Linked DNA regions of Mus musculus: region 2 is linked to region 1. Evidence: chromatin contacts called from ENCODE POLR2A ChIA-PET data. All regions are on one chromosome and are shown on one strand. Each heading gives the region's core, a stretch centred on a gene start or an enhancer-like site at or near the end of the contact. The rest is flanking DNA. Distances are from core to core; before and after follow the strand shown. Region 1 holds the start of Josd2 (Josephin domain containing 2). Region 2 holds the start of Nr1h2 (nuclear receptor subfamily 1, group H, member 2).

Region 1 (4,230 bases), core at 924-3,423:
CATCTTCTGTCTGTCTTTCTTCTTGCTCTCATCTCTGTGTGTGTGTCTGGGTCTTTGTGTCTCTGTCTCTGTGTGTATGTGTCTCTGTGTATGTGGGGCATCTCTGTCTCTCCTTTCTAGGTTTCTATGTATTCTGTCTGTGTGTCTGTCTGCCTCTCCTCTCTGGGCTTCTGACTGTATTCTGTCTCTAGGTCCCTGACCCCCCCCCACCCCCAATCTCCCTGACTTAGGAGGGGAGGGTCTCTCTCCTTTCCTTGGATCCCTAGCCCTCCTGTCTCTGCAGGACAGTCCCTTGTGTCCCGCCTTCTGGCTCAGGGATCAGAACTGGGCCTAGAACTTGTTTTTGTGTGGAACCGTGACCCTGGACGGATGGCAGGGAGTGTGCCCCCTGCCCTGCAGCTCCAAGACCTCACTGCCCTTGAGGAAAGGTCAGCGCCCCACAGAAGGAGCCTCCCCAAAGCTGCTTCCTGCCTCCCTGTGTCAGACAACCCTTTGACCCTTTCTGAGTCTCAGTGCATATAAAGAGAAACTAGAATGCACCCACTATCCCACTCCCCTCCCTCAGCCAGGGTAAGCAGTGCTATCCCTCCAAACCCTGAGGACCTGGGAGACAGGAGACCTGACTCTTCTCCAAGGCCCTCCCCCTCCATGTCTCTCTTCCTAGGCACCCTGACCTTGTGGTAGAAGTGGCCCACCCCAAAATAATCCATGAATCTGGGGCACAAATCCTTCGCCATGCAAACCTCCTGGTGAGCCTCCTTGCCCCTCAGTGAGTCCCTCTCTGTGTTGGCTGCATCCCACCCTCCAGCAGTAATCTGGGTCTTGGCCTTGCCTCTCTCTACCATCCGTGTCCCAAGGTGGGATCCCCCTCAGCTCTGGCTGACCAGACCACAGAGCAGCAGCTCCTGGAGGCTTCAAAGCGCTGGGGCCACACTGTGTTTGTGGCCCGAGGGGCCCTATGGGGCAGTGAAGACATCAGCAGACTGGATGCAGCCGGAGGCCTCCAGGTGAGGACTGTCTGGGCTGCCAGACGGAACATGTAAGAGTCTCAATCTCCTGACCCTGCCATTGCTTCCAGAGCCTTCGAGTCACCATGGCCACACATCCTGATGGCTTCCGGCTGGAGGGACCCCTGGCTGCAGCCCACAGTAGTGGGCCCCGCACAGTGCTCTATGAGGGCCCTGTGCGTGGGCTCTGTCCCTTGGCCCCCCGAAACTCTAACACCATGGCAGCTGCTGCCCTGGCTGCCCCCAGTCTAGGCTTCGACCGTGTCATTGGGGTGCTTGTGGCTGACCTTAGGTAAGCACAGGGCGTAGGTGGCACAGCTGTGTACACTCCGGGTGGACTGACTGCACTTCTCTGCCGGCTGCAGCCTCACCGACATGCACGTGGTGGATGTGGAGCTGCTAGGACCCCCAGGGCCTTCAGGTCGCAGCTTTGCCGTGCACACCCACAGAGAGAACCCAGCCCAGCCTGGCGCTGTCACCGGCTCTGCTACTGTTACAGCCTTCTGGCACAGCCTACTGGGTGCGGCAGGCCCCTCCAAGGGTCCCTTGGCGTTTGTGCTCGGCAGAGCTCACATGTTGGGTGTCCCAACCCCAGTTTTCTGTCTTTTCTCATTCTTAGTTCTCACTCCCAGGCTCTATGAGCCTCTCTTTCCCCGCCCCGCTTTCTCTCAGCATCTGGGTCCCCCTCTAGGTCTCTACATCCACATGCCACATCTCTTTCTGAGTATCCTCCTTGACTTGTACCACATTACCTTTTCCAAAACCCACGTCCACCATGGCCACCTGCATGTGTCTGTGTTGTCATCCTAGTTTTTCATTCTCCCCACAGGCTGCTGTCAGCTCACCTCCAGACCTGGGATCCACCTCTGCTGAGTCTCCTCCCCTACTACCCTTACTGTCATATTGACAACTATGGGTCCCAGTAAACATCAGAGTTCAGCCCACTGTTCTCTTTGGCCTCTTTGGTTCCTTGTCCCCACCTCTATGTCGTCACGCTTCAGCTACACACTGAGTATGACGCCATAGCAGCAGCGTGCGAGCTCATACACAAACCAGCCCCCTGAAAGCTATCGCGAGATCACTCGTTACCACAACTCCCAGAAACCTCTAGGCAGCAGTGAGCCCTGGGAGAGAACGAGAACTGGCTGCTTTGTCCGATGGGAGTTGTAGTCCCACGCGGCAGAGCAGCCCCGGAGGACTTCCGGACTGCGCGTCCTATTTAGACGCCCTACGGAGGCCTTCGGGAATCGCAGTTCGGCGCGCGCAAGTCGCCGGGAGCTGTAGTCCCTTTCGCCTGCTCAGTCAGCGTGCTACCACCCGGTCGCTGCCTAGGGAATGCGAAAGCGGTCGGTCCCGGGGAGCAGAAAGGCCGGCGGGGTGAGGGCCAGGCGGGCGACAAGCAAAGGCGGGTGGGAGTGTGCCTGGTTGCCAGGTGACAGGAAAAGGTGGGGGCTCCTGTTGCTTAGTAACTGGTAGAGGGCCTCGTTGCCAGGTGAAGGGAGGCGAGAACCCTGGTTATTGAGGAGGGGAAGTCTTTCGTTGCTAGGCGACCAGAAGAGACCCTGTTACCCAGAGACGGGAAAGGAGGAGTCCTCCATTGCTAGGTGATCAGAAAACGGACCAGGATACCCAGAGGGTGGGGTTGTTCTGTTGCTTGGGAACTAAAAAGGTATTGTTTCCTAGGGACAGAAGGGGTGGTAGTCCATTGCTAGGTGATGATGATCAGGACCCTTTTGCTTGGAGACATGTAGTGGGGGTGGGTCTCTATTGCCAGGTGAGCAGATGAGAGCCTCTACTCCCCCCACTCCCAGGACTGGGCTCAAAAGGTGTCTCTGTGCTCTGGAGACAGCCTGGGAAATAGGGTCAGGGCCTCACGGCCTCCTAAGCTAGCCCCAGTGCCCATCTCAATGTCCATTGCCCAGGGACCCAGGAATCTAGAGAACCGAATGAGCAAGATCCTAGGTGCCTAACACCTCCTTGTCCCACCCCGCAGCAGGAGCTGAGGAGGGCATGTCTCAGGCTCCGGAAGCAAGGCCGAGTCCACCCTCAGTGTATCATGAGCGGCAGCGGCTAGAGCTGTGTGCTGTCCATGCTCTCAACAACGTCCTTCAAGAGCAGCTCTTTAGCCAGGAGGCTGCCGACGAAATCTGCAAGAGGTGACTGCCATTGTTCCCCGCCCTGGAAGAGCAGGGCTCAGAGAGGCACGGGAGCCTTCCTGGGACCCTAGCAGGGCCAAGGCTCCGATCCAGGAGCTGTTGCCTGCCCTCCCACCTGCTGCTTCTCACAGCCTCAGCCCCAGCTTTGGCCTCAACCTCTCTTATCTGAGCCTCTGTCACAACCTCCCAGCTGTCTGTTTTTCTTCTCCTGGTCGTCCTACACACAGCCCCACAGCTGCTTGCCCCCTCCTCTGCTTCTATCCCTCTTTGGTTCCCCAGAACTCCTAGGGACTAGCCCCGGGCCTTCAGGCTGAACTCAAGGCCTTGTGTGCTCGGGTCCTTGCCTACCTTTCTGCAGCTTCATCCTTCGATGTACTCCTAGGCCTCCAACAGGCTGTTCCCATGTTACACAAGGCATTTTTTTCCCCTTCTTGGTCCCTTTGTTTGCGCCTCACAATTTCAACCATCACTTTTGTAAGAAACTTTCTTGAATCTCTCTCCCCATTCCCACCTCTAGGCTGCAGGGTGCTTCTATGGGCACATAGACACCCCAGCCTGTAGTCCTTGCCCAGATCCACAGGCAGCCCTCATCTGTAAACTTCAGACTTACTTAGAACATACGCATCTCTCTTTCTCCAGCTCTTTCTCCAGGGACATGCTGAGCAGCTCGAGCTGAGGCAGATGTCACAAGGGGGAGAAGGCTGGGAGAGCTGCAGACATGAGTGGCTCCCTCTTGACACTGCTCGCCAAGGGTCCAGGCCTACAGAGGAGCAGGGCCACAGAGCTGGGGAGAGCTAGAGGGAAGGCTTGGGCACAGGGACATCTGGGATGGGTGGCTGCTAAGAGCTGGTGCTGAGGCTATGCAGGGCCTGCTTGCCACTGGAGGAGGTGGGCGTCTGTCCTGGGATGATAGGGCACTAGGGATGCCTCTGAGCAGGGTAGGGCAGGGTGTTCCCAAAAGAAAGGGGCACTCTGTATTCAGATATGGCGGCATGAATGTGACTATCACCCAGGGACTCTGAGCACAGTCTTGGGTCTGAAGGCTCCTCTCCCAGAAGAAATGACAT
Region 2 (4,230 bases), core at 1,143-3,642, 86 kb after region 1:
TGTCCACAGGGCCGGGCAGGGCGATACCGTGACTTTGGGCTGGTCGGAGAAAGATCGTTTGTTGCACTGCAGCTGCGCGGCAACTAACTGCTGGATCATCAGCTCCTGAGCCGCGGTCAGCTGGATGCCCTCTCCTTCCCCGGAGCCCTGGCTGCTTGCTTCCGAAGTGCCAGGGGAGGCCGCTGGCCGGCCTGAGCTGCTGGCTGCTGGCTCAGATGGGGGTGGTGGCTGCTGCTGTTGCTGCTTCTGAATCCTTTTCTTCCGAATCTGCTCCTCAGAGAGCACGCCTGCGGGAAAGCCGGCCTCAGAGGCGGGCCTCAGCCTCACTTACACCTCCCCTTGCAGGTGACCCGCTCTCCCTCTAGCCCCACCCCTTGCTTACACTGCTCCCGCATGCCAGCCTCCTTGCACTTGCGCAGCCGGCAGAGCTGGCACTTGCGCCGCATGAAGGCATCCATCTGGCAGGTTCCGCTGCCCCGACAGGCATAGCGCCCGGCCCCACCGTGGACCACACTGCGCCGGAAGAAGCCTTTGCAGCCTTCACAGCTGAGCACGTTGTAGTGGAAGCCCGAAGCCTTGTCTCCGCACACGCGGCACAGCTCATGGCCCAGCATCTTCGGGGCCGGCCCCTTCTTCCGCTTGCGCTCAGGCTCATCCTCTGGCTCTAAGATGACTTGGGGTGAGCAGATGCCATGAGAGATAGCGACAAAGAGAAACAGCAGCCGGGGAACGGGCCATGGGAGGTCCCGAAGCGAGGGTGAGAGGACGGGGCTGCAACGCCAAGGGAAAGATCTGCAGGTCGGCGGGCTCCGGAGGACGAGTCGGCGGTGTCAGGGAGAAAAGGAAGGGAAAGCGGACCAAAAGACAGGGGCCACCATCTCCCCGCCCTTCCTTCACAAAGCCCCACACCCCTGTTCCTGTCTCCCCATCTCACCCACGATGTAGGCAGAGCTGGACCCTTCAGAGCCTGGAGGAGGATCAGTCTCCTGCCCCTCTTCCTTAATAGTGGGTGACGTGGCGGAGGTACTGGGCTGAGGAGAACCATTCCCTAGGAAAAGGAAGACAGGACAGTGAGCTTCTCCAACACTGTGGAAGGGGCTGGCTAGGGAAAGCCCGTCACTCACCAGGCACGGGAGTGTCCAGAGAACTTGTGGGGGAAGACATAGTGGGTCACGAAGCAGCCTGCTGAACATAGGGGAGCCAGCCAATTACAGGGCATAATAGGGGTGTCTCTTCTTCCAGTGCTCACGGACTCTTGAGACATGATCTCATACAGCTCAGGCTACCCGAACTATGTGGCTGAACAGCTTGAACCACCTCCAAAATCTTGGAACACACTACTCTAGGCTGTCCTGGGATCTTCCGCACTCCTGCCTCGGCCTCTCAAGTGCTGCCATTACAAGACTGTGCCACACCTCAGTGTTTTTAACTTCTATATTGAGCCCCCACTCCCAGCCCTAGTTCCTAATAAACATCACACACTTTAACATGCCCAACCCGGCCCACTGCTCCTTCCACCTCTCTACGAATCATGACCTCAGAGAGCCCAACAACTCTATTCCTCTTCTGTGAGCACCAACTGTGCTCTTATCATGGGAGATCCTAACTTTGCCCCGCCTCTCCCATCAGGGCGCAACCATTACCCTTCTACCATAGGCTCCTTCAAGGCTTTAACGCACCCCAATACAGACCCCAGACCCTACCCATCCCATCAAGTCCCTGGCCCCACCCCTTCCCACTCTGGAGCAGAAACCCAAATTCCGCCCCGTTCCTCCTAGGCTCCGCCCCTCTCATTCCCCCAAAGCCAATTATAGGTCTTCACTGTGCCACGCCCTCCATGCCTCTGCCCCTCCCAATCCCCCCCAACAGTGGTCTAGGCCCCGCCCCAAGAATCAAAAGCCTTTAATCACAGACTATCTACAGCAGGCCTTCTGCCCATCTGTGTCCCGCCCCCGCCCACCAACCATAGGCTTTCCCTACGCCCCGCCCCGTAGAGTCACGCCCACCTTGTTCCAGGCCCCGCCCCTCTCCGTGCACCAGGGGGAGGCGGGGCTCATGACTGCACCGGCGATCGGGAGGGGGGTCGCAGGGGGTCTCCGACTCTGTTGCCCTGGAAACGGCCGTGGGAGGCGAGAGCTGCGAGGAAAGTGAGGGAAGGATGCGCGCGCTAAGCGGGACCCACGGCGATCCGCGTACCGGGCTCAGTCCCACCTGCCCGGCCGCCCGGCGCACTTGCCTCTGTGTCCGCACCGGTGATTGTGCCTCCACAGCACTTTGGAAGTAACTTCAGAAGCCTGGGAGTAGCTCGAAGCAACAGCGCTTGCTGAGCGAAAAGCAAAAGTAACTTCGCCACTTCTTCCGGCAACCCCGCTGCGCGTCACTTCCGGAAGTAGGCGGACCGGGAAAGGTGACAGACTTCCGGTCTGCCAGGGCGCCACCGACTGTGAGGCCTCGGCCGGAAGTGGCACACCGGAAGTTTATTTCTTCTGGTAGTTCCCCTCTGGGACTCAGAAAAAAGTTCCGGAAAGTTCTTTCGTTTCTTTTCGCAGGTGGCTAACGAAGCAGGTTTTAACCTTTTTGAGTAGTTTAAAGTTCTCTACTTTTGTAGCGGTGCTGCATGGCTGCTTTTTAAAAAAATTTTTGTCTTGATTTTGAGACAGGATCTCTTATTTCAAGGGTGGCCTTAAACTTCTGAGCCTGTTGCCTTTACCTCCCCATTATTGCGGTAGCAGCTCCTCTTCCAGCCCTGTATGTTGGTTCTAAATATTTTAAATTTGGAGATGGCAAGATGGTTACAGGATGGTTTTAAGCCTAAAAAGCTTAAAGGCTTTTCATACCTTAAACTTCTCCAGCTCAGGGCTTGGGCTGCCCTTCCCTTTATAATCCAGCCGATTTGGTTACTGGGTCCTTTACTCTCCTGGCTCGCCTCTCTCTCCTTCTCCTTCTCCTCCTCCTCACATGTCCTGATTCTGGATCTTGTTCACTTTGGACTCTCTTGATGTCCCCGCCTCGGGAACTTTTTTTTTTTTTTTTAAGATTTATTTATTTATGTATATGTGAGTACACTGTAGCTGTCTTTAGACACACCAGAAGAGGGCATCAGATCTCATTACGGATGGTTGTGAGCCACAATGTGGTTGCTGGGATTTGAACTCAGGACCTTCAGAAAAGCAATTGGTGCTCTTAACTGCTGAGCCATCTCTCCAGCCCAGGAACTTTTTTATACAAGAATTTATTTTTGCATTCAGCTTCATAATAGGAAGAAGTAAATATAAAAAAGGCAAATTGGGTGCAGACCCATGCCTGCAATAAGCAAACAGACCCAGGCAAGGCAAGAGGATTGCTTTTAGTTGGAAGCCAAATTGAGCTAGGAAGTGAGACCTGGCCATCAGCTAAATGTGAATAAACAAGTAGCCTCAACCCCTCTCCCATAAAAGTAATAATACCAGCTTTTTCACAAAAGATTGAAATACTTGTGTGAATCTCAGATGGAAAACATTCAGAGATTGTTTCTCCGCACTCCCCACTTATGGACAGTTGGGAATCTTTATTAAGCACAAATTCTTGCTTTTACTTAACTTTTGTTGCTGTTGTTCTTGGTTTTGTTTTGTTTTGTTTTTTGTTGTTGTTGTTTTGGTTTTGTTTTGTTTAGGTTTGGTTTTTTCGAGACAGCGTTTCTCTGTATAGTCCTGGCTGTCCTGGAACTCACTTTGTAGACCAGGCTGGCCTCGGACTCAGAAATCCGCCTGCCTCTGCCTCCCAAGTGCTGGGATTAAAGGCGTGCGCCACCACCGCCCGGCCACTGTTGTTCTTGTTGATTTGTTTGTTTTGCAAGGCAGGGTTTCTTTGTGTAGCCATGGCTGTCCTAGAACTGCTTCTGTAGACCAGGCTGGCCTTCATCTCCTAAGAGAGTTGGCCAAGGCCTCTGCCTCCCATGTGCTAGGATTAGAAGTGCATACCACCACTACCTGGTTTAACCCCCACCCCCTTTTAAAAGCATGGTCTCGCCATTCTAGCTGTCCTAGAACTCTATGTACACCAGGTTGGCTTCCAGGTCAGAGATAGATCCTCCTGCCTCTGCCTCATGAGTACTGGGATTAAAAGTGCCATGCTATGATAATCTAACAAATTCTTACAAAGTTGAGGCTGGAGCCTACGTTACCTCAGTCATGCAACAAAATTGGTCCTGAGACCCAGCCACTAACCCATGCTTTTTTTCAGAAATAAGTG

Evidence for each region. ChIA-PET counts read pairs that join two places held with the same protein, here RNA polymerase II (POLR2A).
Region 2: POLR2A ChIA-PET joins it to region 1 with 13 read pairs in Patski. The contact joins the promoter of Nr1h2 here to the promoter of Josd2 in region 1. POLR2A ChIA-PET finds 5 or more read pairs at or near these places in 3 of 5 experiments (Patski and embryonic stem cell).

The regions. Positions count from the first base shown.
Region 1 is chr7:44,465,807-44,470,036 of GRCm38, forward strand. It overlaps Josd2 (Josephin domain containing 2), which reads left to right and starts at 2,174. Exons shown (of 5, transcript NM_001205071.1): 1 at 2,174-2,384; 2 at 3,001-3,163. The coding sequence starts at 3,018. It overlaps Aspdh (aspartate dehydrogenase domain containing), which reads left to right. Exons shown (of 7, transcript NM_026690.1): 2 at 284-428; 3 at 665-749; 4 at 858-1,007; 5 at 1,079-1,299; 6 at 1,373-1,527; 7 at 1,837-1,945. The coding sequence ends at 1,880.
Region 2 is chr7:44,551,573-44,555,802 of GRCm38, forward strand. It overlaps Nr1h2 (nuclear receptor subfamily 1, group H, member 2), which reads right to left and starts at 2,393. Exons shown (of 10, transcript NM_001285517.1): 1 at 2,237-2,393; 2 at 2,007-2,136; 3 at 1,125-1,182; 4 at 935-1,048; 5 at 383-673; 6 at 28-287. The coding sequence starts at 1,164.